Linked DNA regions of Homo sapiens: region 2 is linked to region 1. A link is a loop called in an ENCODE intact Hi-C map of the cell type or tissue named here. Cell type or tissue: heart left ventricle. All regions are shown on one strand. Each heading gives the region's core, and the rest is flanking DNA. Links, peaks and the distances in the headings are about the cores only.

Region 1 (16,334 bases), core at 4,963-12,962:
CTCTTTTTACATGATTGTTTACAGAGAAGTCTCATGGAATATACAAAAGAAATCTACTACAACTAATAAGTTTAGCAAGGATACAGGATATAAATTTAATACAATAAAATCAATAGCATTTATACATAATGTCAAAAAAATTAGAAATTGAATATAAAATAACTTTCAAAATAACAGCAAATATATGACAAAAGAGCTAATCAAACAAAAGATATGAAAGACCTGTATACAGAACACTACAACACACTGCTGAGAGATATTAGGGAAGATCTTACAAAATGGAGAGATATACTGTGTTCATGAGTCAGAGGATTCAATTATTATTTACATATAAATTATCTCCACATTGATCTATAGACTCAGTACAATACCAACCAACAAATTAGCAGGCTTTTTTTTCTTTGGTAGACATTAACAAACATTCTAAAATTACATGGAAATGTAAAAGACCTAGAATATTTTTAAAAACTGAAAAATTAGAACCAATTGGAGGACTAACATTATGTGATTTAAAGACTTAAGCTTTAGTCAACAAGACCATGTGTTATTGGTGCAAATAGAAAAATGGAACAAAATAGAGAGCGAAGAAATATATGGAAGCACAAAGATGTCAAGATAACTCAGTAAAAAAGAATATTCTTTTCAACAAATGTTGCCAGAATAATTGGATACTCGTAAAAAATTAACTCTTATTTATACCACTTACTATATACAAAAATCAACTCAAATTGGATCATGGACCTACATGTAAAATCTAAAACAATAAAACGTATAAACAAAGAACAGGAAAAAAAACTTTATTTGAATTAGAAAACACTTTGTTAGACATAACTTCCAAAGCCCACCATGTAAAAGAGCAAATTTAGTGAACTTCATACAATATAAACACTGCTACCCTTCAAAGGACACTGTTAAGAGAATAAGAAGTACATTCACAAACTGGAAGAAAATATTTGCAATCATACAATTGATAATGGACTTTTATTCAAGATATAGAAAAAGTCCTCAAGACTCAAAAATAGACTTCCACTTTCAGGAAGATGGAGTAGGCATAATTTTCCCTATTCCTTGCATTATGTATAGCTAAAACCATAGACACACTTGTATAAAACAAGCATAATGATTCTGAAAGTTGGAGATAAATAGGCAACCCAGATAAAGACGTTGGAACCTGTGGAATTTCTTAGGTTTTCTTTTTACCTCCAGTAACCCTGACTGGTAGTAAAAAATGCCATTTCTCTGCCTCTCCGCTGTGTTTGTAAAGATCATGTGGTGAGGAGCCTGAACTTTCCACCTGCACCCAGCAGTAAAAGGCACTTCATTCTCCTTATCAGTGGGTGTCAGAGGAGACCTAGTGGATAGTGAATACTTATGCCCCACTCAGCAGTAACAAGCCACATTCCCCAAGAGGGGTCAGCAGAGACCATACGAGGAGGCTGGACTCTCACCCTATCTGGGAGTAATGAGGAGTTTTTCCCCTTCCCTGTAGGAGGGTTATCAGAGGAGGCCTAGTAGAGCATCAAGACTTTCAGTACTTCTCAGCAGTAATAAGGACATCACCATAGTTTAGGAGGAGGCCAGGTGGGAATAGTAATAAGGTATACCTTCCTAGGCAGATTGGTGTCAGTGGAAGTCTAGAGTGGAGCCTGAACTCCTACACCCACCCAGCAGTAACAAGGAGCCTCTCCCTCTTATATGCCAGCCTCCATTGGCACCTAAAGAGGAGGGGCTTCTTGTTACTGAGGAGAGAACTGGACTTCCATTCCTACCTGGAAGTAATGAGGTTGTGACCCCTTCCTTCAACTGTGGAAGCAATGTTACAGGAGCCATCCTGAAACAGAACATTTAATAAAACCAGAGTCTTACAACATCCTACCCAAAATGATGGTATTAATTGAAATTGTTTATTATTCCAAGAATCGGGACAATCTCTAATGAGAAAAGATAATCAACAGGTACCGACACTGAAATGACAGATGTTAGATTTGTCTAATGGGGATTTTAAAGCGCTGTCACAATAATATTTCAACAAGCAGTTATGAACATATTTGAGACAGATGAAGAAAAAAGAGAAAGTCTCAGCAAGAAACTAGAAGGTACATTTTTAAAAACTAAGTGGATATCTTATAACTAAAAATGTCTGAAATTAAAAACTGACCATACGCAGTGTTGGCAAGGAAGTAGTGAACTTGGAACTCCCACAGACTGCTTGTGGGAATATAAAATGATACAACCATTTTGCAAAATGATTTGTCAGTTTCTAAAAAAGTTAAACATACACCTACCATATGATCCAACGTTTCCCTTCCTATGTATTTACCAAGAGAAAAAGATTTGCACATGAATGTTCCTAGTGGCTTTACTTGTATCAGCCAATACTAGAAATAATGCAAATGCCCATCAACATGTGAATGGATAAACAGACAGTCCTAGTCCGTACGGTGCAATAGTACTCAGAAATAAAAATGAACTATTGCTATACATTATAACATAATAAAAACGTAAGGTGATTATGTAAAGTGCAAGAAGCTATACAAAGATCAATACATACTGTAGGTTTTTATTTATATAAAGTTTAGAAAATGCCACTTAATGTACAATGGCAGAAAGCAGATCAAGGGTTATCTGCTTTGGAGGGATGGTGTAATTACCAAGTGGTACAAGGAAACTTGTGCAGATGATGGATAGATTCAGTATCTTAATTGTGGTGATGATTTCACGGATGTATACCTATACCAAAACATCAAATTATACACCTTAAATACGTGTAGCTTATTATATGTCTATTATACCTCAATAAAGCTGTTGATTTTCAAAAAATTATGTCTATTAAAATCCCTAATTTTAAAAAATTTTAATTTGATGATATAAATTTCTGTTTTCTTCATACAGCTTTAATAAAATGTCTCAAGAAACTTTAATATAGAATTATTCTGTTTTTTAGACTTCTGTGTTCCAATCAAGGACAGGTAATTTCTTTTCATTCTGGGAATTATTTTTCATTTCTACTCTAAGGCTCCACTTAGATGTAACACTTTTGATTTATAACCATAAAAAAAGTTCCTTAAAAAAAGTCATTGAAAAAGAATATCATCTTTGATCTTGAAATTTTATTTTTGTACATATTAAAAACTATTATGGCCATAATGAAAAAACTTTTTTTTAAAAAAATCTTAGTTTGAGAAGGGAAAAAAGGGGTCTCTGATCTTTAAAATTAGAGGAATCCACATTGGTGCAAACACAGCAAAAACAAACACAGAGTCTGTTTATGAATGGAAGGACAAAATACTAATGACTTCTCACTCCCAAATTTCAAAAGTATCAGAAACATCAAGCTAACACAGAGACTACATTTTTACAAACTCAAATTCCTAATATCTGTCACCTGACAGAGACCAAACCCCTGTTGTCTGCAGAAATCTCTAGATAATCAAACTAAAAAATCAAAGGACAGATTACTTCACTTTTGCAATATGTAAGAACAAAAATCAGCTATGCACAAATCATCATTATAACCAGAAACAAACATTAACTGAAAGTATCTATTTAGCATGTTGGAGTTGAAGTATTGAATTCCTACTACAAATGAGACTTACCAGAGGAACTAAGATAAATTGATTCTCTCAAAGTGTACAATTTAGACTTTAGAGTACACAATTTTATTGGCTACAATTGTAGAACTCAGTCCAATAATGATTCAGTGACAACTCTAGAAATGAATTATCAAAAGGCAATTCAGAAATATTGAGTTAGTTGTACCATGGTAATAATTTATCTACATTTATGAAGAAGATTTAGCTGCTGTCAATAAACAAAGACAAAAACAGACTACTAAGAGAAAGTGGAAAGAGGGGAGAGAAAGTTTGGAACAGTGAATTTTGTTGTTATAAATTTGTAGCTAGGAAAAAAGCCAGCTGTGGTAGGGTATCTTGAAGGTCGAAAGGAAGCAATTTTGTTTCTTCATGAATTCTTCAGAAAAGCTTGAGGGTTTATCTGGCATACACAGAAGATGGGCAAAGATACATTTGTATCTCTATCTTGAGTGGTTGGAAGATGAGAACCATTTTTTTTCTACTAAATTTTAATTACTTAATGAAAAGTAGGACAGAATTGTCAGCTGAAAGTTGGGTTATCAGGTGAATGCTATGAGTGCAGCATGGTAAGATATTTGAAGAAATTTGGTTAGAAAAAGGAAGGCATGTAATGATCATCTTACAAAGCTGAAAAGCAGGCTAACTTCAGAAATATGGTAGGATTCAAGAAAATTTCCAAATGAAGAAAAGTATTTTTTTAAAAATCCAATCCAAGTAACATTTTTTAACCCCTAATTTGACTATGAAATCTGTATTTCCCCCAAGTTAGGTTAAATTCAGAAGTCATTTTTTTTAAATCCCAAATATGTATATTATGCAATTTTCACTATTCAGGATGTTTTATTTCACATGGTACCAATTTCCTCTTAGGCTTTATCCCTTCATCTCATAAAGCCTTTTTTGTGTGGTCCTTATTCTGTTGTCCTCCTACTTTTAGTGTCTGTGGTCATCCTGGGTATTTCTCCCTCACCCTCCTTTATATTGATCTTTTTATTTATCTTTATTTTATTTATTACTATTATTATTATTTTGAGACAAATTCTCACTCTGTTGCCCAGGCTGGAGTGCAGTGGTGTGATCTTGGCTCACTGCAATCTCCCACTCCAGAGTTCAAGCAATGCCTCAGCCTCCTGAGTAGCTGGGATTACAGGCATGTGCCACCATGGCTGGCTAATTTTTGTATTTTTAGTAGAGATGTGGTTTCGCCATGTTTCCCAGGCTGGTTTCAAACTCCTGATTTCAAGTGATCTGCCGGCCTTGACCTCCCAAATTGCTGGAATTACAGGTGTAATCCACTGTACTCAGCCATATTGACCCTTTTAAATAAATATTATATAATAGTGTCATGACAGCAGATAAGTAGCAACATATATGATCTACAGTTGCACTTGATGCTGTACACTGACCCACTCTGGCCTAGAACAATAGAGGGATGCAAATTCCAGGTAACATAATTCCAACTTAGGTTAGTTGACGGTACAAAACTACCATAGACATTCAAAGAGACACAATAAAAACAAAAATCATTAGATTCATGAAACAAAAACACAATGAAAAGAAAAGAATATTGAAATAAATCTTTATATTAAGTCTTCAAAATTGTTGTGTACTGTACTTATACTTAACAGTATACCTGAATTTGGCCTAATCACATTTCAATGCTCAGTAGCCACGTATGGCTAGTGGGAACCATAATAGCCCACAAAAGTATTTTTTTAAAGATTTTAGACAAAAATCTTATGGCAGATTTTTATAATTCAATGGAATATTTATATATTTTAGATGTAAAACTCTTCAACAGAATGCAACAAAAAGACAAAGTAAAGAAAAATAAGGGCAAAAATAAGACATTTATAGAATCTAGGTAAGATATCCAAACAATAGAACTTCAAGGGAAAAAAGAAAGAAAATTGACAGAGGACATTCTTTGGTCTTCAGAGAAAAGAGCCACTGAATACATACTGACTACATTGATGTTCAAAGCTTTAATTCCTGTGCAGACACAGGGAGATTTGAGTATAAGAAATTTGAGAAATTATAGAAATGCAGCATATATTCTCATTGAGTGTAACCTCATAAAAGTTATGAGTCCTAACTTTTGTCAGCTTCTTCCTTGACCTGGAAGATATACTCATCTAGTATGAATACTTCCCTTCAAGAATGCAGGCTGCATAATAGTTAATTACAATGTTGGAGTCATGATATGTGTGGTAGCAGCGATTAAACTCAGAAATAGAGAAAACCACAGACATGCGGAGTCATTTGCGTAAATCCATTAGGCCCCTTTGCTCTGGACCACTTATGAACCACTGCCCTGCACTAGTCTCAGCAACTGTTAGGATTCCTCCCACCTGCTACATTCCATGCATTTCACAGCAAGCACCTAGTTTTGGTTCCAGTGTTCTTAAAGTATACTCATTGTAGGTGGTATTTTTCCAGGTTAACTTCACAATCTGTATCCTCCTGCAGGCTCCTTACAGCCCTACCACTATGCCAGTGAAGCAAGCCTCTCTCAGTTCTCAGAGCATGTGAGGACAGGTTCACTTCAGGAACTGACCCCTTGACTCATTATTAGGATTTTATGTGACCTCTTGGTACTGAGAGTTACCTGTCAGAATTTAGGATATGTAACTCATCAATTCCATGTCAGAATTCTTATAGTTTGTCATATATGTTAATGACTACTAAATACTGGTCTGTTGGTCAGTGAAGAAGATATCAAGGCTTTCAAGGGAAATTGAAACAATAAGGATATTTAATTCATTTTTTATAAAACTAAGTTTATAATTTTAAACTTATAAATTTAAGTTTAATACTTTAAAAATTCTGAAATAATACTGATATGGTTTGGATGTGTCCCCACCCAAATCTCATCTTGAATTTTAGTTCCCATAATTCCCACATGTGGTGAAAGGGACCCAGTGGGAAGTAACTGAATCATGGGGGTGGCTTCCCCAATTAGTCTCTTGAGAGTAAGTTTTCACAAGAGCTGATGGTTTATAAGGGGCTTCCCCTTTTGCTCTGCTCTCATTCTTCACCTTCCTGCCACCATATGAAGAAGGACATGTTTGCTTTCCCCCTCTGCCATGATTGTAAGTTTCCTGAGGCCTCCCCAGCCCTGCAGAACTGTGAGTCAATTAAACCTCTTTCCTTTATAATTTACCCAGTCTCAGGCAGTTCTTTATAGCAGCATGAGAATTGACTAATACAAATACCATTCCCAATCTTGTTGTAAAATTATCCTTCATTTTATGAAATGATAGAAGTGGTAATTGGCTGTTTTATTTTAAATTACCTTATTTGGCCATATAAAAGTTTGACTGCCAAGGAAAAAAAATTAGCCACTGTATATTGTTCTTCAAATATTGAATTGAAAATCCTAGTGATGTTTGATCTAACTCACCATGACAGGAATAGCCATCTCTCTTATACCATGCAAAGATGACTATTTATTTTCAAAATTACATTCATTCTAAATGTAAATCAAAATCTGAAATGTAATTGATTGGAAAAGTATATGTAAAACAACCAGGATTTTGATAGAACTTCTCACTTTTAGCTTAAAAAAATCTTTAAACATTTTTATCTTAATTAACAGGTTATATTTTGTCTCAAGGGTTACATGCCTGAAAGGTAAGGATAGCCACACAGGAATTCAGCTGTTAAGATCTAGCTCTGCTCTTCATTGGCCTTATTTCATGACAATCTTTCCAATACTAAAGCAGAAACAATGACATGGGATTCTTTTCAGTGTTCTTGAATATACCAATATCTGTCCCACTCTAGGGTCTTCACAATTTTCAAAATTGTACTCACCCTTTTAAGGAGTTTGCCTGCTTCATGGTAGTCACAAATATTTCTTAAATGAATAAATTAATTTGTGGTATATGTCAATATAAAAGGGTGGCAACTGATAAGAGGAAAAGTAAGAATTGCATTTCAACAGTGTAAAATAGCACGAGATAAAACATAGAATTCTTTTTCTGTGTAAATAAGCATACAAGGTATTATTCATTCTTGACTAATATAGCTATTACTATATTTAGGTAATTGGGAGATATCCCAGCAGATGGACTATTTCCTCCATATTTACATATTCTGCCCAGAACCCTTTTAGCTTGTTAGAATTTCTTTTAAGAATTCCAGTTTTCCAGCAGTGATTTTCCAAGCCCACAGTTTCTACTCACACACGTTATAAATACTTTTAATGCCAAGTTCCAACTCCAGAGCTGGATGACAATTTTACATCTCTAATTCTGAGTCAGATGGAGGCATTTCACACGCCTGTGTGGCAGCAGTGGGTGTCCAAGCTGTTTAGCTTGCTGATCCTTCAGCATTTATTTTCTTATGGAAATTTTGAAAAGCATAAAAAATGCTGAAAAAGCTAACCTTTAGGTCTAGCATGGTGATTTATAATCCCATATCTGACAATCATTCATAGGAAAGATTATGGTATGAATTGCTAGAGGCTTTAAAGAGACCCAAAACTTGATGAGTCCGTCAAGCTTTTTCCTGGTTTCATGATGAGAAAGACAAGAGGGCGTGTTTCCAGGAGAAATTTCACAGCACCCCTAAAGAGCCGATGCTTTAATTAGAACAATATTTCAAGTGTCAGTGGATAAGACTACTAAATAAAACTGGGGGATAAGCTGATGGAGGTGAGAAAGTCCTTGAAGGCCCTTTAAGCTCTCTGGAGAATAGAGCAATGTGTAATATACATCCTAGAAGAGAACAATAATTAAATATGATTTATGCCTCCAGATCTCAGTATAATCAAATGTCCTCTTATTTTTCTCACTAGTGGACTTATGTTTTGTTTTCAATGATTATGTTTATGATGCATTAAATTTCTTTACAGACAATGAAATGTTTAGCTTCTCTTTTTCACATTACCACTGTCTGTACTGTATTTTATGCTGAATTTAGATCTAGTCTATAGGCATGGTAGAAATATGCTGTTTGCTCTATCTGGGATACCCTTTCCTTCTTCCTCACTGCTGTTTCAGAAGAGTAAGTCTTGTATCTTCTTTGGGACTTGGCTGAAATTTCCTTCACGAAATCCTTTTATAATCCAAGAATACTGGAATTGCTGTCCTGCCTCAAAATACTTTTACCCCTCTGTTTCTTCATGTCCTACCACTTATGCATTGTGCCTCTCTATTTGTTCCTGGGTTTATGCCAGGAAGCAATAAACCTCTATATTGTTGTAGTTCAAAACTTGGACTCCCGAATCACAATATACCTGCACTGCTAACTTTGCAGCTAACTAGCTTTGTAGCCTTGGGAAAGTTATTTAGTGTCTCTGGGAATTAATTTTTTATATGTGAAATGGAAATGATCCCAGGTAGTTTCATAGGGCTGCCATGATGATAGTATGAGGTAATGCATATAAAGAACTTAGCATGGTGCCTGGCTGAGTAAACTGTCCAAAATTGTTTTCATTATTTTTAATATTATTGTTTTCTGTGATGACAAGAAATTGTGGTTCATAGTAGAGACTGAAGAATATTTAATCAATAATTAAGAAACATTTCTTGTTTCTCTGTCTATTCAGGAATCAAGAAAGTTATTTTATTTATTTTTTAAGGCGGTTACTTTAAATTTAAAACTAAACTATTAATAAACTAAAAGTGTCAAAACAAAACTCTTCTGTTCTGCCCCTCATAAATGGGAGAGCAAAATAGATAGTATCTTTAGAGAGGGAAGATACTGGAGCCAGATAGATGTATTTTGGGTTAAACTCAATGTAACAAAGACCATTTTCAGTAGGAAGTTGTAACAAAAGACTTTGATAGCAGAGGTCAGTTTTTATGTCATTACGCAGTATCTGTCTTTGGTTTGAATTACTGGTGCTTTCTAAAATATTACATATACCCACATTCAAATATGCAAATAACATTTTAAATTATTTGATATTTTAGATTTTTCATGTTGTGTTTTTGTTGCATGAGTAAATCATCTCTCCCTACTATGAGAATCTGCCTGTCTACGATAGGCAGGAAATCCAGTAAGTTCAGAGAGTCATTACCTTAGAGGATGTTTGTATTTGGTTGGTGCAAAAATAATCGTGGTTTTGCCATTAAAAGTAATGGCAAAATCCGGCCAGGAGTGGTGGCTCATGCCTGTAATCCCAGCACTTTGGGAGGCCGAGGCAGGTGGATCACCTTAGGTCAGGAGTTCAAGACCAGCCTGACAACATGGAATTAACCCTATCTCTACTAAAAATAAAAAATTAGCCAGGCGTGGTGGCTCATGCCTGTAATCCCAGCTACTCGGGAGGCTGAGGCAGGAGAATTGCTTGAACCTGGGAGGTGGAGTTTGTGGTGAGCCGAGATCACGCCATTGCACTCCAGTCTGGGCAATAAGAGAAAAACTCTGTCTCAGAAAAAAAAAAAAAAAAAAGGATGGCAAAATCCACAATTACTTTTCCACAAATTGAACAATCACTGATTGATCTCCCAGTTTAGATACTAATGTGCAACTGTCATACCTATTTGAAAGGAAAAGCGTTAACCAGCAAAACAGAAACAAAAGGAAGATAAGATTTCTTATAGTCGTCTTCTTTGTTGTTAGTATTTTAGGTTTCCTGTTGGGGATTACTTAAGTGTCAAGTTCACCACCTGGCTTTCAAAGTCAAGAGGATAATGAAAATTATTATGCCTTGCATTTACATACTGTTCTGCAATTTATAAAATGCTTTCACAGCAACCAGTTCATTATTCCTTGTACTTGCCATTCTGGATGAAGACAAATCAGCAGAGAGCTGTGAACCTTGTGTGGATTATTGAATCTTCCAGGATGGCTTTGAATGTATCACAATATGGCATAGTTGGGCTCTGAAAATGTTACTAAGTTGTTGAGAAGGATATGTTGTTCACTGTAATAGACAGTGTTCTATTTTGGAAGACTCACAAAATAAACTTCCTACTACCATAATCTAGGGAATACCTGTCCATCTCTTGAGCAATTTAATCATATGGACATTGGCACTATGGAACTGATTTGAAATCTTCATATATTGACTGATAAAATGATCAAATCTGATTTTGCCAAAAAGCAAGAACAAGGACGCAAGACTTACATTAGCCTCATTCTTGGCTACCTTAAATGGCTCTGTGCTTTTTTCTTCTTTATCTATTTCAAATTTATGGTACCTTGCCATATTTATGTGTCACTGTAAACTACTTCAAGTCCTTTTTTTAAATGAAGAAAGGCATACATTATTAAAGTGTTTTGCATGTAATATTCTATTTGAATCTCACATGAGCCCTCTATAAAAGGCATATTACTAACCCAATTTTAACTATCCACCCATATTTCTCACTCTTTTCCCCAAAAACAGTTAGACATTTTCTGCAAAGTTTGAGGCTGGCAAAGATCTATGATTGGGATTCTGTGCTCTGTAATCCTGGATCCTGCTTTGTGTAATAGATCCCAAGTGCAGGCTTATGCAAGCAGACAGCCTGGAATCCATGCCAGCACTGTGTCTCTCCAGCACTGATTAATTTCTGTGCCTAAAAGCCATGTGTTCATCGTGGATGATAAGCTTGTTGCACAAACATAAGCTAACCACATTGAGTAAGTTTGGCATTAGTTCTGCATGAACCCCAGGGAGAAGGGTATTAACCAAAAGGAATAAAAAAATTCCTGCCAATTTAGGCATGAATGAAATGTTTTAAGGCATCTGTAGACTTTTACATACTAATAAGAAAAAAAACATATGTTTTATAAAGCTGATTTGCAATTCATTTAACCAAACAGGTTGCACTGAGGAATTCCAGGTTCTAGACTTTGAAAGTGGTCTAGACATGTCCTTAGCAATGGAGGCACATGAATACAAATAAATATAAAATCACTAATAATCAAAACATGCCATCTATCGTACTAACTTTGATGGAAATACTTATATACAAAGAAAGTCATGACACTATTTTGTGGTGTACCAAAATATGATTTCTATGCATGTAATCATAGAAGCTTGCAATTTCCAGATCAGTCTTCTTTTCCTCCTCCTCCTCCTCCATAAAAAAAAAGGCAAGCAAAGAATAAAGAAAAGGAAAGAAAAAGGGGAAAATAAAATCTGTGAAGGAGCACAACCGCATGAATAATGCCATCATAGATTGGATCACCTTGAGAATCATGCTCTGTTTTCGTTTTCCCTTTTGTGTTAACATAGAAACAAAGTTCCACCTTTACATTGTTCTAAAAGAATTTTTTCATATTTATGGGAGAGAAAGGTGAAGGGAGGCCATGTGTATGTGGTCCAATTAGAAACATAGGCTTTTAGAGCTGGCAGGAAACCTGGGGATCATGTACTGGATTCTCCCACCTGGTGCAGGAAGTCTTTCTGCTGCATCTCTGACAGATGGTCAGCGAGCCTTTGCTGGGAAACCCCAGCCGTGAGAAACTTAGCACACGCCCACTGCCACCACCACTGTGGGGAAGAAGGCTTGTTCAACCCTACAGCCATCCTTGCTAACTTCTTTTTTTTGTGTTCTTGTTTTTTGGAGCATTAAAAGACAGCACTTCCTTTCTACTATATGACAACCCTTCAAATCAATGAAAGAGCTGTTATGATTGTCCTACTATGATCCTAAGTTAAACCCATGAGTTTTCCTCATCTGCTCAACATGTGGTATTGCCTTCAGAATCTTCACTAGTCTGGTCACTCTACTGTTGATAGAATCAACCTGTTCGTGATTGTCCTAAAATGTGATTACCCAGGGAGGGATCACTTAGTTTGGGCTGCAGTGGGACTATGAATCCTGTGTTGAAATTACAAACTACTTTTATTGGCCTGGCCTAAGATTGCATTGCTTTTTAACGGCTGCATCAACATTATTTGCTTTTTGTAAGGATTAGAGTTACATAAACTCTCTAAATATCTAAATTTTTCCATTTAACATGATTTTAGCCCATAATAGTTTTTTTAACCACATACTTAATGGTAAGATCATAGGCTAAGTTTAACCACATACTTAATGGTACGATTATATGCTAAATCTAATAAAATTAATCAGAATTTATAAATGTATATCAGAATTTGTGAATTTATCAGAATTCACAAATTCTGATGAATTTATCAGTTTAACAAATTTGGATATGTGGCTCATGCCTATAGTCCCAGTACTTTGGGAGGTCTAGGTGGGGGGATCACTTAATCCCAGAAGTTTGAGTCCAGCCTGGTCAACATAGTGAGACCCCCATCTCTACAAAAAATGTAAAAAAGAAAAACTTGGTCAGGTGTGGTGGCTTATGCCTGTAATCTCAGCTACTCAGGAGACTGAGGCAGGAGAATCACTTGAGCCTAGGAAGCAGAGGTTGCGGTGTGCCGCGATGGTGCCATTGCACTCCAGTCTGGGCCACAGAGTGAGACCCTGTCTCGAAACAAAACAAAAAACAAAACAAAGAAAAGAAAAGCATATTTTGTCGTGGTGGCACACACCTGTAATCCCAGTTGCTCTGGAGGCTAAAGTGAGATGATTTCTAGAGCCTGGGAAGTTGAGGCTGCAGTGAGCCATAATCTTGCCACTGCACTCTAGCCTGGGCAGCAGAAAGACCCTGTTTCAAAACAAAAATTCAGAATTGCATGTAAACCAACTCCCTCCAAAATTCTTGATTTTTGTGCTACAGATACATTATCCAAACTTTCTTGTAGGTAAGTCTTATTTTGAATCATCTTTGTATGTAACCTAAATATTTTTTTCTTTTTCTTAAGACAGGGTGTTGCTCTGTCACCTATGCTGGAGTGCAGTGGCAAGATCACAGCTCACTGTAGCCTCAACCTCCTGGGTTCAAGTGATCCTCCAGCCTCAGCCTCCTGAGTATCTGGGGCTACAGACCTAAATATTTCTATGTAACTGGAGAATCTGGAACTGGTACCTTACTCACATGTGGTAGGAATAGTCATGTCTGACTATATTATGTGTGTAACCAGGATATTGAGCAAGGATACTAATATGAAAAAGTATTCTTTATATTTTTCCTCTTTTTTTTTAAACTTATTTTAACGAATACTTTTTTTCTATCCTTAACAACCCACTGGCAGCTTCTGTGGCTTTTCCTGCCAGTTTCAATTAATGTAAATTCAGTTTAAAACACCTTTCACACTCCCACTTAAATGTCATCTTCCTTTCTCCCACTAGTACCAGGTAGGCCTTGGCTTGAGATACTTGGAGTGGGCAGGATGCTCTTTCACTCTCCTTCAATCCCTGGGAGGGGAAAGGGCAGGAAGGCAGGGCTCAAGGAGGTTTGCTCTGTCTTGGAACCCAGATTATCTTCCTATATCAATGTATAACTCCTCTAGTGTTGAGGGTTGTGATTGGCAAGAGTGGAGAAGTGATGCCACTTGCATGATTTCTCATAGTTCCCATCCCTCTGCCTGACACTGAGTGCCACTTCATGGTCTTAGGAAGCAAGTGTCAACATGCTGAAACTTGCATGGAACGCTGCACAGTTCTCTCACATCCTGTGGGAGATCTCTATCTGGCTGAACCTATAGCACCATTTCTTCCTCATAGATCTCAACACTGGCAGAATGTCCCAGGCCCTCTTAGCAACTGGCAATTGAGTCGTGTAGTCTTGCACTTGTAGTCTTGACAAGTGATATTTTTGAAATCTCTTTTCTTTGGTTTGGGGAAGGGAAAAGACCCCTCCATTTCCTTATTTGAAAGGAAGAGAATTAATGTCTTAGCACAAGCACTGGACATGTCCTAAGGACTGTGATCTCATGGTTCTCTCTTTTGCTTCTCACATGTTGTCTACATGTAGAGTGAAGGCAATTGATGGGGGTAATGGAGGTTCTTCTAATTCTTAGTGGGGTATGTATGTGTGTGTGTGTGCGCATGCACACATGTAGAGTGGTCTTCTTTAATAATAAGAGTTTCTGTTGAGGTTGTAGGGAATGCCTCTTGATCTTCATCTGTTCAGGGGAATAGAAACAGGAAAACAAGAGTCAACCAAATCTGCCTGGTTTCCTTTTTCAGTTTGGATGGATCATAAGACTCTCTTATTGTACTTTGTTAAGAAACATATATTTCCAGTGATTCTGATTTCATGGTTTTGGGTGGGTCCTAGGAATATATACAGACTCTTGATTGCACTCTCAACATCATATTGGTTGTGGGGTAATCTGAGGAACTGTCTTAAGACCAACGATTTCCACTCTACATCTTAGGGCTCTTGTTAGATGCAGGGCTGCTCTACTGCCTTCAATCTCCTTTGCTACATTCTGAGAATCCAGACAAATACATTTTTTGCTGTAGAAGCCCCTCAATCTTTCTTGGAGTACTGTTAGCGTCCCACTCGTATCTCTCTTCTTGGACTCCTGGAGGAACAGGGCTAGTTTCACAGGTTGAGATACCTTGAGGGCAGTTAATGTTGAAAGCCTGTTCAGCTGCTTGCTCTTTTGGTGAGACCAAATTGAAAGATTAAAGTCAGGTGAGCAGTAATAACAACAATGGCAATAAGAAATTAATAAAAGTATTAATAATGAAAATGTATTACGAATGAAAATTTGTAAATAATGAAAACTTCAGTGCTGTCCAACCTCTTTCACCATGACGGCCCCTCACTCTCTCCATATATATGTACATCTCAAATATATGTAGGATTAAATAGATGCTTATTGTGAGCATTCATATAGAAGAGAGTTTTCCTGTTCTAATTCAATTAATGAAGGCATCTAGAATATTGATATTAATATTAATATTCATGGATCCATACCCCAAATCTTATTATTCCTGCTTTTACTAGCAGCTTTTTCTTCTCTTTGAAGTCTTTTTACAGGAAGACACATGCTTTGATAAGAGTGGCAATGAGTAATTTTATTAATCGTAAATTATCAAGTAGACTTATCAAGCATAAAACCAGGAGTGGGATGGGGTGTTAGGGTAAAAACAGGTTTGACAGTATAAACTTACGAACTTATTGTCATCTACTTTGTATAAATACTTCACTTTTAAAGCTTATTCTTTGGGAAGTAAAAAGATGTCACAGCATACCAAATACTTGGCTGAGAGAAGAGTAAGTCAAAGAGAAACATACATAAGTCAGGGAAGAAAATTGTATTTTGAACCAGGAATGCACAGTCTTATAGAGTGTAACTATATTTAGCAACACCTTGAAGGGCACTTCTTGGTTTCATCTGATCTGTTTTGTGTAGGGTTAGGCTCTCAACAAGTCAGACATTTGGGTAGAACTGTTTTTTTCCTAACTCTTCAATTATATAGTTGGTATATCATGAACTTCTTTTTGATCCTTTATGTTTGTTTAAAACACTACTAGATCTGAACCTTTGTGTAGGGTTTGGCTTTTTGCAAATGGATCTTTTCACAAGTGGATCTTCAGGTATTGTGCCGGAAGTTTCAGGTAATAGAAATAACAAGGCATAATTGGACAGATGAAAGCCAGTCTTATGATATGATTATCTAAAGGATTCAGATGTGGGTGCAATTCATTTAAGTGAGACTGTTCATGGAGATTATAAATAAAGGTGCAAGAAAGAGGCTTAAAACTCTTGCTTTTAGATTCAGGATGTAAAGAAATGTTTGTTGGCAAAGATAGCAGAATTGCCTGATGCCCACTGGTAGACATGAGAGAAACAGACTTGGCTGTACCATCAGATGGGGGAAATAATTTCCTTTTATATTAGGTGTTCTGTGCTAGTTTCTTTGTCTATTTGATTCTCTTCCACTGGAACAGAACCTGTTCTTTGACCAGCACTCTCTCACCAGCAGAACC
Region 2 (16,334 bases), core at 2,934-10,933, 390 kb after region 1:
TTGATTTTTCTTTCTCCAATTTGTCTTCTTATACTTACTAATATTCTTCCTCTTACTTTCATTGGGTTAATTCTGTTTTTCTTTTGGTGACTTTTGGATTGGACAATTAGCTCATTATTTTTACCCCAGATATATTTTCTGTCCCTATAATTTGCCTTTCCTAGAATGTCATCTAAATGGAACCAAACATCATATTGTCTTTAAATCTATATTCTTCATTTAACACAATGTATTTGAGATTCACCCATGCATGCATCAGCACTTGGTGTCTTTTTGTAACTGAGAAATATTTCATTATATGTAATTATCACAGGTATATATTTACCTGTTGATGGATATTTGGATTGCTTTTAAATTTTATTAATGATGAATAAAGGCATTATAAATATTTGCATACAAGATCAGAATTCAATATATTTATAGAAGAGACTTAATGGAACACAACGCAGCTACAAAAAAATAAATAAACAAATGATCCATTCACATTCACACATTCACCTGGTGGTAGAGCTTGTACAAAGCCCAATTTGGTATTAGGTAAAATGTGTAAGGTGTTGCAATGGATATGACCTCATCTCTCAGGATCTGCAGCAAAAGTGATCAATTCTTATTCAGTTTTCTGCCTTCCTCCCCTCTCCTTATCTATTTTATAACCCCAGGCTACTCATTAATATGGATGTTAAGGGTCTAATTGTATAATTCTTGTTATGGTATTAAACCAAAAAAAGTTTTTGCAAACATTTCTTGCTGGTTTTGCATTTTAAAGATTGTAAATCTAAATCCTGTTACAGTGCAATAACAAATGTTCATTTATATACATTGCAATACCACATTCATCTGCAATACAGTAATTTGTAACTCATCATTTAGGATGAGTTGGGCAGAAACTTACTAGTATTCTATTTGTGAAAAAAATACATCTCTGAGCAAATGAATGGTATTATACAAACTTTAGGAAATACAATTAACCACTTTAAGAGAAGAAATTACTTTCAATTAACATAAAGCATCTGCTTTCAATAGCTGACATGTTCATTACAAATCTTGTCTTTTCAATAAAGGAAGTCATGGATATTCACTAGGCAAACCTTTGTTAAAGTGGTTGAGACTTCATGGTAGCAGAATTTTATTTAATTAGAAATGTAAAAAATTAGACAATACAAATTCAGAACCCACTCCACTATTTCAATTAATTGAAGATAAATAGACAGTTTGGCTAAGATTTTGACAAATTATATTGCGAATTCAGCCAGCCTTACAAAATGAAAAGAGCAAAAGTAGTAATAAATACTTTGTAAATGTATTTAAAGAAGCAGGTTTCCAAAAAATAAAAATAAAATAAAAAATAAACAGATTAAATTAAGCCTAACCTAACCTTGTAAATTATAAAGGAAAGAACCTCGAGGTTCATCCAATTGCTTACTTCCTCTTCTCTTTCTCTTTTCTATGGAGGCAACTACTACTGTTGGTTCTTCAAATCTCCTTTTGTGTGCCAACTTCTTTAGGAAAACTTTCCTGACCCAAGGTCTCTGTAAGATACCATTATTCTGTTCTTCCAAAATACTTGCATAGTCTCTATTATAGCCCTTGTCCCATGGCAATGCGATAGTTGGTTTACATGTCTAGACATTATAGCCCTAAACCTCATACTGAGGTCATCAGACCTTAATCTGCTTACAGGTAGAAACCATGCCTTTCCTCTCTACATTCTGACCCAAGTACATAATCTGGCACAGAGTAGGCACCTGATAACATTGTGGGACATATAACCAGCTAGCATTTAAAGCCCTGGTCCCAGAAATAAACTTTAAATCTAGAAATATTTTATATATTGAACAAATATCTTATCAGCACAATTTTTATTATTCCTACATTTTATTTTACATTGTGGTCCTTCGGAGAGAGAGAGAGAGAGAACTAAAAAAGAACTTATACCCAAGAGTATTTTTTAAAAAACTTACAGTCATTTCATTTCAATGTCTTTGGTGTTTTCCTTAAACTTGGCTGAAAACTTTACAAACTTCAAACAATTAAGTAGTTCTAACCCATGGAGTCAGGAAAAGAAGATTATATATGAATAAAAAGTGAGAGAAGAAAGCCAATTAAGAATAGGTGAAAGGAGACAGAGATATGAACTATTCTTCAAGAAATTAAGAACAGTCAATATCAACATATTTTTATTAAGTACCTACTATAAATTATATATTAGATTTGATACCGAATGGAATTTGATGTGGTTCCTAAATCTAAAAAGTTAGAGCCCTGGCTTGAAAATAAAAGAGGAAAAGGATTTCATTTACACTAACATGATACTAAGGCCTAGAAATGGAAGAAAGCAACAGGAAATCCATTTGTGTGCCCATTTAACTCCTAGCTTAATAGATGACTACTGATAGAAAGATATAGCTACTATTCTTGCTCTACTATTTAATAGGTGTATAGTCTAAGTCAGGTCATTTAACCACCCCGACTTTCAGCAGCAATATCACTACGCAGAATGGTTGAAAAGTCTGACTATTGAGAATTATATAAAAATGCCTGGTACATGGTAGCCACTAATTTAACTTTTTATATAGTGCTGTTCTCTTTTATTCTGGATATTTCTAAGCTTTAAAAAGTTATTAGAAACACTCACAATTTTTAAGAATTTAAATATTCTTTTGTGTTCTCACGTAACGAAAACTAGTTTTGATGTGTCTGACCTATATCAGTAATGTCACGAAACAACAGAAGGAAGTGGAGGGAGTTGCCTTTCACTCAGAAAACTTGGACTGGAACAATGACTTCTCAAGGTCCAGCTCACCCCAGAGTATGTGACACTTGGTTTCATGGTGGTGGTAATAAATGGTTATGTTTCTTTTCGTTTCCATCATTATAATACCATAATTGGTACATCTGTGACATACAGGATTCCTGCTGTCCTGAAAGCAGTTACTGAAATAAAAATCTGGGCAATGTTTTTCCTAAACGTGTAATAGCTCTTCTCATTGCCTGCTTTGTTAAGGAGGCAGATAAGAAAAAACAGGAGGGAGGAAGTTCCTTGTTCTAAACTCTACAGACAGGGAACTATACAACCCTAATCCTCCAGAGAGAATGCTCTTCTACCTAATGTGGAATAGTGCCAAAGACCTATGGTTAAGTGGAGGAAGCGAGTCGAGATCCGAGTGGCTGCCCAAATCTAGGCTTTTTCTGAAGTCCACTTACATATATGTAAACATATACAAATGTACATAAACCCACAGGGATACCCTAACACACATGCCGATGAACTTACGGATACCCACATTTATTCAAAGACATCAATCGAATAGCTAAAGATCTGAGTATGTCAATAAGAAGCTTAGTAGGCAAGCAAGAGGGAGTAGAGGTGACACAAGTAGGTTATAGACGGAGAAAAGCAATGTGAGCAAAGGACACCAGTGTGCAGTATGTGTCAGTTCAGAATACAAGCACAACCAGGCCTAAGAGCCAGAGGGATCCCATCCTGTTTGGTGAGTGAAGCTTCTAAATTTATCTGTGCTATTTGGAGCCATCATATGCATTCATGTTTGGCCTTCCCCAGGTGCTGGCTGTCTGATACCAATGGAGACTTTTAATTTGAAAAGACTATATCTGGTGATTATTTTAAAAAAAATGAAATGAAATTTTTCTTTTTCACAGAAGATAATTCTTCTGTGCCTAATACCAAATGCTTCGTCTTTAAATGGCATTATCCTGAAAGCAATAATCACATTCATCTTCCAAGTGCTTCCCGTGCCTCTTGTTACTCCTTAGGCTTAAGGGCCACTTGACACCCTGTACCTGATGCCTCTGCAGATCTTGTCACTGAGATTTTAATGCCCATTTGAAATAAATCAGGAGTGATTATCATCCAGTGAAAAGTTCACTAGAACTCCATGTATGGTATTCTACCGTCCCACCACTGGAGAGAATTTCTCTAGTGAATTTTATGGAAAATATTCTCTAGTGAATATTTATGGAATTAAATGATTTGATCAAATTAAAGAATAAATGTTTAAAGTCAGTCAATATACATATGTACAAAAGGCAGGTTTTAAAATTGTACTCGATTTAAAAGAATTTTTCTTTTCGCAAAAAAAGAAGGCCTTTCCCATATAAACACATCCACCTACTCAAACACACACACACTCGTATACCCACAGGAGGTGATATTTAATCTAGGCAACCCAGAATATAAAGCTGTACTCTCCTCTGCAGAACATCATTCTGACAGCTCATATGTTGCTGGGGCTGTGTGGACTCCCTCCAAATCAGCATGCTTTCAGGGGTTTTCTTAAGGCAAATACAGTGGTCTGATAGCTCAGGGAGCTTTGCCAAGTGATCTGGTATCATGATAACTAATCATGCCTATGTGGAGAATTTTTCAACCAGGCTGTAAGTGTTAAAAAGAGGCAGAGTAGCTGAAGCAGCATGCTGAATTGTCCTTATCTCTGAGGTTGAGTTTATGTATCCCCAAGGCTCCGGTTGGTTCTCTGAGTTGGCAGAGAGAAGGCCAGGGGAGATTATGTTTTCCAACTGCTTCCTTTTCTCCTAGACTCTGAAGGGATTGTAGCAGTGATGCTTCCCCTGAATACACTTGATCCTTCTTGACACTGGCATCCACAGAATGCCTCTGGGAAAATAACATTTAATGAGTGTGAATTTGTTAGGTGAGGTGCTACTCACTTCACCTACAGCATATCATGGAGCTCTACAACTGTTCTAACGAATTGGCAGTCTGATATTGATTTTACATGCAAGCAAACTGAGGCTTAAGAATGGCTAAATAATAGACAAATCCAGATCTTGATAGTAAGTGGCAAGACCAGGATTCAAACTTGGTCAAGATGACCGGGAGTCGTCTTGGGAGTTCATCATACCAGGCTTTGACTATTACATTCATGTCAAATGCAATCTGAGTGCAGCCAAGGACAGCAAACTGCAGTGCGCTCCAGCCTGGGACCCATCTGAGGGCAAATCTGAGAAGAGCCAGTTTCCGTGTAAACACAGGGCATCAGTTTCCCTGACAGATGTCTGCCTTTATGAATCTTCCTTCCAAGGGTGCATCTCCACTGACAGGGATGTAGATTTTCATCAGGCAGGAAAAGTCATGGCATAATCTGAGGAGGTGTCTGTGTTCTGGCAAATCTCCTTTCTTGCCAAGTATAGTTTCAGAGGCTGGAGATGAAGGTGGGAATGTTCTCTCATTTCTGTTCCCAGGAAGATCGAGGGCCAACTTCCTGGCTTGCAAGCAAGGCGGCTTTTCTCTACAACCCCACTCCTGCCTCCACAAACCCCAGTCTGTCTGTTTAACACATATTTCTTTCTTCTAAGTGGTATAATTTAAGAAGAAAGCAAGTAGACAATTTCTGAAGTCAGAGAAGCACTTTCAGAATTAACACTACTTTAAATTTCCAATATTTTTAAAATAGTTCACCAAGAAACAACTGAGAAGCAACTGAGAAAAGGGCATTAGATACTACTTTTAACCATGTGTTCAGCAATGGTGATACTGAAAATCTTCAATGCTCTAGGTTTCACCCACTGGCATGGGAATGCTTGCTTAGTCCTGTGTCCAGAATTAGAGGTAAAATGTAGTCAAGGCTCCCACTTCCCTGGGCACAGTGGCCAGTGGTTTGGCTCTGCAAATGATAAAATCGGTGACCAGGGACACATGCTTTTCCCAGGTATGAGGATGAGTTTGAGGCAGACCACACATTTATTTGCATGGAACCTCCATATAATCAATAGCACAGTTGGCTAGGTAGCAGTAGGAGGGCTGTCAGGGTTGTTTTCTCTATACAGTTATCAGCTCTTATAAAACCTGTGAATTCTCCAATAATAACACCAGAAAAACCCTAATGAATAAAAACAGATAGAAAACACACTTCAAGAATGATATAAAAATAAATTAACACGCAAAATACCCACTTTTTTTCTTTAAATTTTCTCTTTTAAATTAAAGAATGAGTTGAAGATGCCAGAAGGGATCTTTGAGATAATCACTTCAGCCATCACAGGAAGAGGAAGGGGCATCAGCATATCCAAAACTGCGTCTCCTTATTATGAGTTGCCTTCTATATTGTACTAAGGATCTAATGACAAAATGCGTAGGAATATTTAACGCACCATCGCCATGTAGGCATTACTCTTTTTTCCACCTTTATTAAGGTATGGTGGACAAATAAATACTGTATAAGGTGTACATGTTTCAATATACATATACATTATCAAATGTTTACCACTATCAATCTAATTAAAATATTCATCACCTCACATAATTTATCTTTTTTATTTTTTGGAATTAGAGCACTTAAGATCACTTCTCTTAGCAAATTTCAACTATACAATACAGTATTATTAATTGGAGTCACCATGCTGTACATGAGATCTTAAGAACTTGTTCAATCTATATAACAATTTCATACTCTTTCACCAACATTTTCCATTTCCCTCACCCCATCTACCCTGACAAACATCTATGAGTTCAACATTTTTAGATTCCACATATAATTGACTTCATGATTTTTTGTGCCTGTATGTGTGTGTGTGTGTGTGTGTGTGTGTGTGTGTGATAAAATGCAGTATGTATGTCCATTTATCTGTTGCTGGATATTTTAGCTGATTATTGTGAATGATGCTGCAATTATAGTAGGAGTGTAGATATCCCTTCAAGATACTGATTTCATTTCCTTTGGATATATAACCATATATATATCCCAAAGTGGTATTGCTGGGTCTGGGTCACATGGTAATTCTTTTTTTTTTTTTGAGTAACTTTCCTACATTTTTCCATAATGGTTGTACCAATTTACATCCCCATCAACAGTGTATATGAGTTCCCCTTTTCTCCAAATCCTTGCCAGTACTTACCTTTGTCTTTGTGATAATGGCATTTTAACAGCTATGAGTTGATATTTCATTGTGGTTTTGATTTGCATTTCCCTGATGATTGCTGATGTTGAGCTTTTAAGAATATACATGTTGGCCATTTGTAAGTCTTCTTTTGAGAAATGTCTATGCAGGTCCTTTGTCCATTTTTTATTTAGCTATTTGTTTTCTTGCTACTGAGTTGTTTGAGTTCCTTATATATTTTGGATATTAAACCCTTATCTGATGTATGGCTTGCAAGTATTTTCTCCCATTCCATAAATGGTCTCTTTAGTTTGATCGCTTCATTTGCTGTGCAGATTTCCAGTTTGATTCAACCTCATTTGTCTATTTTTGCTTTTGTTGCCTGTGCTTTCAGAAACATATCCAAAAAATCTTTTCCCTGATCAATTTCATGAAGCTTTTCTCCTATGTTTTCTTTCAGTTGTTTTACAGCTTTAGGTTTCACATTTAGATCTTTAAGCCATTTTAAGTTGTTTGTATATTTTATGGGGCATGGGAGCATTAAGACAGGCCTATGGCCTGCTTATACTGAGATTGGCCTGGTTCCCGCATCTGCAGGGTTGGGCCTGGCTCTGAGTCCATGGGAGCTGGCCTGGAACCAGGGTCTACTGGGATGGGCATGTTGCGTGGGTCCATGGAGGCAAGCCTGGTGTTTGGGACCGAGGGGGCAGGTCTGGAGTATGGGCCTACAGGGCCAATTTTTGTGCTGGGGTGGGCCTGGAGCTTGAATCTATAAGAGTGGGCTTGAAATCCAGGCATGGTGGCTCATGCCTATAATCCCAGCACTTTGGGAGGCCAAGGAAGGCCGATCACCTGTGGTCAGGAGTTCAAGACCAGCCTGACCACCACAGAGAAACCCCATCTCTACTAAAAATACAAAAAATTAGGTGGGTGTGGTGCTGCATGCCTATAATCCCAGCTACTTGGGAGGCTGAGGTAGTAGAATTGCTTGAACCCGGGAGGCAGAGGTTGTGGTGAGCCGAGATCTCACCATTGCACTCTAGTCTGGGCAATAAGAGCAAAACTCCATCTCAAAAAAAAATAAAATAAATAAAAAAGAGTAGACTTGGAGCCTAGGTCCTCTGGGTCTTGGTCCATGAGGGCAGGCCTGGCACAAGTGTGGGCTTGGAGCCTGGATCTATAGGGGCAAGTATTACCTTTTTTCTTCTTCTTTTTGGAGGTAGGATCTTGCTCTGTCACCCAGCTGGATTTCAGTGGTGTTATCATAGCTCACTGCAGCCTCAAACTCCTGGGCTCAAATGATCCATCCACCTCGGCTTCCCTAAGTGCTGGGATTAAAGTTGTGAGCCACTGCATGTGGCCAAGTATTATCAATTTTTAATGCTGTCTTCACTGATAGGGTTCTTGGCATAACCATGATTAAGTAAGATGTGTCAAAGTTCATTTGGCCTTCTTATTTCACATCATAGCCAATACTTGAAAATTTAATCTCTAGAATTTTCAGAATATCACAGAAGCTTGAAGTAAATACTACGGACCAAATTAGAGAGTTATGTGAAGAAACTGAACACAGATTATCACAGAAATAAAAGGAATAATTTTATAGAGAAAGCAAGACAATAGCATCAAATTCGGAAGAGAGATGAGGATTGCAATTGAGATGAAACCAGTGGATTGATGAGAATAGTGCCAGATAATCTGAAGAGGAAGATGAATGCGGGAAACTGAGTACAGGGATTATGGGCTGAATAATAAAATATATTAGACTTAGTCTTAGGGATAACTCAATTAAACATTTTAAAATTATATTTGAGGGAATAGAGAGCACAGCCAAAGAAACAAATCAGCAAGACAGGCAGTGGTAGAACTAGGACTGGAGCCATGTTTGTTTTAGCACACATTTGTTGTGCAGTCACTTGAAAGTGGGTAGCAATTCAAGGACGAAGATATGCAGCCAGGTGATAAAGGTTTCTGGGCTCAGAAGAGAAGGACAAAGAGTGGAAGTAGTTGACTCTGGATATCTGTTGTTCAGTAAGAAAGCACAGCAGGAATGAATAAACGTAACTGAAGTGGCTAAGGATTGCTGAAGAGTTGTCTTTCTCTACTGAATTTTTTTTTTTGATAAATTATTTGACATCTTTGTGATACTCACTTAATAGAAGTTTTGGTTTTTTTTTTTTTTTTTCTGTTCCTAAACCAGCCTCTAATTCTTCAGACTTATCTGAAACTAAAAGCTTTCTTGAGATGACTAGATAGTATAATTGAGTGAGGGTGACGCCATGGCACAGCTTTATGGGCAACCATCCAGTGTTCTAGGGGATGAGATGACAGACCTGAAAGTGAAGTATTTTTGTCTATGAAAAAATTGCATTATGGTCTGGCAAATCAGTGACTAAGTCCCATCTTTGAAAGGTAGTCAGATTCCCAACTGTGAAGAGAAATAACAATGATGCTGGTGTCTCTGGTTTGTAACTGTAGGATCATATAACAAGGTGCATTTGTGTGTGTATTGTGGGATCTTTGCCCTCTTATGCCCACTCATACGTGGGTGAGAGTCATAGGTTAATTATAAAGTTTTTTATAAGTCACTTGATGTTAAAAATCTTATTAATTCCATTTACATAGGGCAGCATGACTGCAATCAGCTTTAGAACTACTAAGATCACAGATAGAGCTGTATTTGAACCCACTACTTTATGTTTCAGTTTTCTTATCTATAAAATGAAGATAATTATAATAATGTCTACCTCACAGTGTTTTGGGGAAAATAATATATATAAAGCACTAGCACAGGATGGGTTTATAATAAGCAATTTTGTTGTTATTGGAACACATGTTTGTGTTTTCTACTGCTGGTAAGAATGGAATAGAAAAGGAGACAAGGATAACTACCATTTATTAAGTACCCATTGTGAGCCATATGAATTATTATAGATTATCTCATTTAATCATCTCAATAGTACATGAGATAGGTATTATTATTCTTATATAACAGATTCAGAAAGTAAGGTTCAGAATGCCATATTTAACTTTCATAAAGTTACACAGCTTATAAGTGGCAGATACAAGATTGGAAACCAAATGTTTATCTATTTTGAATAAATTACATGAATTATTCTTCTCATTTGGAAATCAGTTTATGGGAATAAAAGCAGAAAGGTCATATGTTTCTATATTGATTTAACAAGGCTTCACTAAGCATCTATTTCAGTTGACAGAAACATTACCAAAAAGTCCCATAATCCATAGCTTGATCTCTGGTCTCTAGGTCTTCACAGTCTGAGGAATAAATATTATTATTTTTGCTGCCACAGAGAGACTTCTCCTTCCTCTAAAGGAGGGAATTACTTAAACAAGCCCAAGCAAATGGAAACTGTCACCTGCACAACCAAATCTGCCTGTCAGTCAGCCAGCCAGAGTCGGCCGCTGATTGCACAGCTGACATCTGTATCTCATATTAATCACAGTGTCCCAACTTGGCCAGAGACACACAGACTCAGACAAGGACGCAACAAATAATTCCAGCTCCTCTGTGGTTCTTTCAACTGTCTATCAGAAATGCATTAGCATGAGTATTACTAAACTGATGTATTTGGGAAGAAAAAGACCACCAGCAGAAGAGCCAAGAACAATCTTCTAATACATGTTAGATGCGGTCACCCTTCTTGTTTAAGGCATTGTTCTTAAAATTTCATACATGTCTGTACTGAAAAGTTGTGTATGTGCTGTAGTTGTGAAATATTGTCTCTTATTTCCTCAACTCATATAAAGAATTCCTTCTTTGTTTTTTGGAGTGCCTCAAGTAGGTATACCAAACTCTTGAATATGCTAATAGCATGGACAATCAAGTTGAAAATAGACTCTGCTTTGAACAAAAATGAACCATTTCTTAGAGTTCTCCTCATTTCATTTTTGATACTCTTGATTCCTAGACAGGACTTCTGTCCTGAGATATACCTTTACATCCTATTCCTGAATTTTTCTATTACATTCTAAGCATCCAGATCCTGTCTTCCTCCTCTGAGTGCTATCCTACCTGCTCTATTTAGCTCTAAGGTTTTCAAGCATGCATGACAGAATATAGTGAGGTATTAGTAAAAAGATTTTTTTAATAGAATAAGAAGGTCATTAATTTTTATAAATATTATATATGTGTATATATCTGTGTCAATCTATATTGTATGTGCATGTCTACTTATCTCTGTATTTGTCTCTTGGGAGAGAGAGATGGTACCATCACTTGGAATGTGGGCCATATAGTCACATCGCTACAGAAAGTGAAGCATCTTCAGGGAAGCTGACAAGCAACAACGAGCAGACATTGAGAGCGGTATGCTCACTTACTTGCTCTCACTGTATTGAGACACTGAAGTTTATGTATGTCTGTTTCAGTGGATTTACATATCATATCATCTAGCGGACTTTAATTCGCCCTTGTAAAATCAGAAGAGTGCTAAAAAAGTTTCTGTAAGGAATCTGTGGTTTGGCCATAATTTAATAATGCTAGAACAAATAAACAAGGGAATGGCTCAGCTGATACATCCCTGCAGCATCTCTGTCAACAACTGTAGAGACAAAAATAATTACTGCCAGTAGTATCCAATCAGACAGATATTAGGAAAATTAAGCATACATTCTACCCCTGTAAAGGAGAGATTTTAATTATAGTTAACAGAGTAACTGATTTTCAATAGACACTTGTACTATGCAGAGAATATTTTTAAAATTGGATATTCTGAAATGTCACCATAGATATGTGATTTTGTCGAATTTATGCTAATCAAATAAACCTCTATTTGGATACTTTAATAACTTAGAAGCAAAACACAAAACAAACTTAAAAACATTATTTTATGTCAAATGTAAAAATGTTGTATATACAGATTTGATTTATTTGTTTAAAATATCAAAGTTCAATTTATTTCTTCCAATTTACAGGATAAGTTATTGACATCAGAGAGGATAAAGAACAATAAATAATTTCAGTGTCTTACATAAATATATGAATACAGATATTCAGAAAGTACAGTGAAGATATAGAAGAACTGATCAGTTCTGTCACAGGAGCATGTGGTTGGAGGATTAAAACAAAATTTTCACATTCTTAAGTTGACTCCTTTTTTTTTTTTTTTTTGAGACGCAGTCTTGCTCTGTCGCCCAGGCCGGACTGCAGTGGGGCTATCTCGGCTCACTGTAAACTCCACCTTCTGGGTTCACGCCATTCTCCTGCCTCAGTCTCCCGAGTAGCTGGGACTTCAGGCGCCCGCCACCACGCCCAGCTAATTTTTTGTATTTTTAGTAGAGACGGGGTTTCACCATGTTAGCCAGGGTGGTCTCCATCTCCTGACCTCGTGATCCGCCTTCCTTGGCCTCCCAAAGTGCTGGGATTACAGGCGTGAGCCACCGCGCCCGGCCAAGTTGACTCTTTAAGGATGCATCAAGGAGATGACGGAGAAATTATTTCAGAGACAAAAATACCAGGTGATCAGCCTTTGAAACACACTGATGCATTCAATAGAGTAACTGCAAGAGTGAAGCTGACAAAGATTCTCTCCTTGACCAAACTCTACTCAGGCTTCCTGAATGTTTCAACTAGGCTTCAACTTTTAGACTCCCATGTTTTTGTCTGTGTTGTCTAATTTTGGCAAAAATTCTGCTAAGCCAATTCAACCAGAACACCCCACCCTTCATATCCCATCACCCTCAATACCTAATCAGGTTCCTCATCCTCCACCATCCCTCAGGGGATGTCTGATCCCCTTGGCCTGCCTTCAGCAAGAATCTTGTTAGATCAGTTTAGCCAGAATCTCCATTATGTTGTTGATGTTTTTGATGTTTTCTCTTAGTAATTTTTCATACTAGCCCCACAATGCTCCTGGGCTATAAATCCCCACTTGCTCACTTGTATTCTAAATTGAGCCCAGTCCTATACTCTTCTCCCCTATTGCAATAATCTTGAAAGAATTTTGTTTTTCACCACTTTAATGACCTTCCAGTTCTGGTTTTCTTTGACAAGCACTGCTGAAATGATGCTTCCTAGGTGTAGGCAATGGTTAGAGCTGAAGCTGGAGAATTAGATCGGTTAATCAATTTCACTGTTCTAAAGAATATGACCCCTCGGCCAGGCGCGGTGGCTCATGCCTGTAATCCCAGCACTTTGGGAGGCTGAGGCAGGCAAATCATGAGGTCAGGAGTTCAAGGCCAGCCTGGCCAACATGGTGAAACCCCTGTCTCTACTGAAAATACAAAAAATTAGCTGGGCATAGTGGTGGGCACCTGTATTCCCCACTACTTGGGAGGCTGAGGGAGGAGAATTGCTTGAACCCGGGAAGCAGAGGTTGAATTGAGCTGAGATTATGCCACAGCACTCCAGCCTGGGCGACAATGCGAGACTCTGTCTCAAAAAAAAAAAAAAAAAAAAAAAAAAGGAAAAAGAAAGAAAGAGAAAAGAATATGGCCCCTCAAGGTTTTAGGACACTGCCATGGTTAGGTTTACACTATGGAAAGACCACCCAGGCATAAAAATAGATAATTGTATAGGAGTAGCCAGTTAGTTTGCAAGAAGAAAGCCCAGTAAGAAGATACTTGAAATATGACAAGATAACAGATACTGAACTGCTGAAAAGAACTTGAAGCAATGGTGACAGAGATAAAGGGTGAAATGGAAAATAGCAAACAATTTTTGATGTAGCCCACACACTTGGCTGGGCCAAAGGAGAAAGGTTATGCTATGAAAGTTATGCACAAGAATCAGAGTCACTCAGTTTAGGCATCTACATTAAAGACGCAGGGGTCAAGGCATTTGGTTCTGGTTATATTATTCAAATACACTCTCAGAGATCACAGCTCATCTAATCACTCCTCAGAATTACTTTTTTCTGCTTTCCAAATATGAATGCTAAAATTCGTCCCATGATTACTGATAATATCATGATCTTTAAAGATATGGAAACAATGGCACTAGGCAACACAGAGTATTTCTAAACCTTGCTTGCAGGGAAATATGAAGATGTCTAAGCAATAGAACTGTTCTAAATACTTTTTGAATGATCATGTTTATGTAAAGACATTCCATGGTAAACAGTGGAAGCATATTCTGTAGTAACATTTCACCTTTGATAATAGTGGCATGTGCCAGGCTGTGAGTGACCAGGTGCTAATGTTGCATTGGTCCAATCTGTGCAGCATGAGCAGGCAACTGACTGTGACCCACGATAAAAAAATATTGTCAAAGGTTAGATTGTGTTGAAAGAATACCATAACTTTTATGGAATGAAGATCACTTGTTACAAATGGAAATTACTCAATATGTACAGGCTGGTAAAAAAAAAAAATGAAAATCTGAGGTATAACAGAAGCAAGTAGAAGATGTAGATTATCTGTTCAGAAGAGCTACTACACCATTCTCAACTTAAGTTTTTCTAGTTGTGTCAAAATCCACATGCCTGGCTGAAGTTCAACCTAGGTTTCCTGATAAATTATTTTCTATCAAATTATAACATGGTCAATTTGGAGAAGTGTGTTAAAAATTCTGATTTTCAGAGGAGAGTTAGGAAAATGCCTGTGTTATGTTTAAGTCACTATACATTTTGAGTTTTATGTAATATTTTTCTATTTTCATGTGAATTAATTGTTTTTGTCCATATGAAGTCATGACTATATGCATGACATTCTTCAGCTGCATTCACATGATACATTTATATTCTACAAAGGGCCAAGATACATGTTCTAAAAAAAACTAATTTATTTGGTTATTTCTATCTTATAGGTCCAACTTTTTAAAATGGTTGTGCTATTTTGAATGAAAGATGTCTAAACTCTGGAAAAATCTTTAAGATAGCTTCTGAAGATTCTGGATAAAATGAACTTTAACATGATTTTGATGGGTTGTTTGTTGCAATTTATGTCCACTCCACCAGGGGGCAAGAGACAATATAGGAAGGAAGAGATGCAGTTCTGGATTTTACAGGCTTATGGAGTAGACCAATGTTTGGAACGCCATATGGTAGGTGACCCAACACCACGTGCCTTAAGAGTGGAGAGTAAAAAAGGGCTAGCTGGGGAGGCAGTGTCTGGGAAGGCCCTTAGGAAAAGTGAACATTTGATATGGTCTTGAAAGATGAGGACAGCATGTCAGTTAGAAAGAGAGGAGGAGAATTCCGGGTCAATGGAATACTTCATCCAAAACTAGAGATGAGATCTTGGATTCTAGCCTGAATCAGCCACAGTGAAAGCTCAATTTGACTATTTATGGCCCTTGGTGAGGCAGCAAGGAAGGGGAAAGCCAGGTTATCACATAAGGACATGCAAGACAGGAAAGAGGAACTCCAGTTGGATCAGGACAGATTTTGTATGCCAGGCTCAACAACTGGAGACTGATTTCCTTGACAAAGAGGAATAATTAAAAGTTTTAAGCTGAGAAGTAATATAATATCATAATGATCATTCTGACCTCAATGAATAACACAGAAGAGATACTAGTAATATGGAGTCTCATGAGAAGGTTAACCCATTCATGCCTGAGGTTGCAATTTTTAAATTTTTGCATGAGTGAAAAATCAGACATTGGCAATGACCTTGAGCAGCAGGATACAAATAACTCTCACATGCTTAGCATTCCAATAACAGAACACTAGGCATAAATTTGTTTTAGTAACATAGCTGAGGGTACTTAATGAGTTCATATATTATTGTATCTTCATACTTGTGAGGTAGGTATCATTTACCCTTTTTGCAAATGGAGAAGCTAATAGTGAGTTGATGTAAACTGTCTATGACCACTAAGAAAGATCCCTCAAGGATCAGCCACTAGAACCTCCTGTTATTTATTTTTTTCCCAACAACTCTGACTTCTTTATTTTTCTCTTAGCAGAAAGCAAAAACATGAGAAATAAAAGTATCTCTTGGCATTTTTTCTTCAAAAATGCTAACAATTGTTATTTTAAAATATTTATTCTAATATCTCATATACTTTATGCTTCCAATAATATACTTAAAAATTCAACAAAGATTAACTTCTAACAGATTATAAATGTGCAAATGTATCTAACAATAAGACCTGTCACCTTCTCTGTTAATGTATGAGTAGCATTCCAAACTGAGACATTCACAGAAAAAATAAAAGCTATTTTCTTTTTACATAAATCTCCAAAGGAAATTATAAAATTGCCTCTAAATTTCCAAGGAGACTATGCTGAATTTCATTTTGCTGTGGGAGGAGGGAGACACTTGATACCAGACATTCAGGTAAAAACCTCAATCCTGTGGAAATTCTAAATACAGGGAATTATAGGACAACCTGGGTCCCTTGAAGCCTAGTCCCACAGGGTTTTATTTTTATATCACCTGCATATTAATGCTCTAACTCTCATATCAAATAGAAATAGGCTTGAATATCACCTCTCTCCATACTAACTGGAACCCTGAGGAAGTCACACAGCATTACTTTTCTCCTTTTGTTCATCTCCACTGATGAACAA

The links. A loop is a pair of places that touch in the nucleus more often than their neighbours do. Peaks named below come from ENCODE experiments on the same cell type or tissue, not always from the same donor. Only the 100,000 strongest peaks of a DNase experiment are listed, where the experiment ranks them.
Region 2: a loop joins it to region 1, with 2.7 times the contacts of the local background. A loop is called at or near these places in 2 of 110 quality-filtered maps.

The regions. Positions count from the first base shown.
Region 1 is chr7:137,076,669-137,093,002 of GRCh38, reverse strand. All of the region lies in intron 1 of LOC349160 (a long non-coding RNA gene), which reads left to right. Among named protein-coding and RNA genes, the nearest start is that of MIR490, 180 kb to the right of the region's middle. RefSeq lists a silencer at 11,837-12,029. In heart left ventricle, for the core only: no CTCF peak of the experiment used is centred there; no DNase peak of the experiment used is centred there; H3K27ac peaks cover 4,581 bases.
Region 2 is chr7:136,686,360-136,702,693 of GRCh38, reverse strand. No RefSeq gene overlaps it. Among named protein-coding and RNA genes, the nearest start is that of CHRM2, 170 kb to the left of the region's middle. In heart left ventricle, for the core only: no CTCF peak of the experiment used is centred there; no DNase peak of the experiment used is centred there.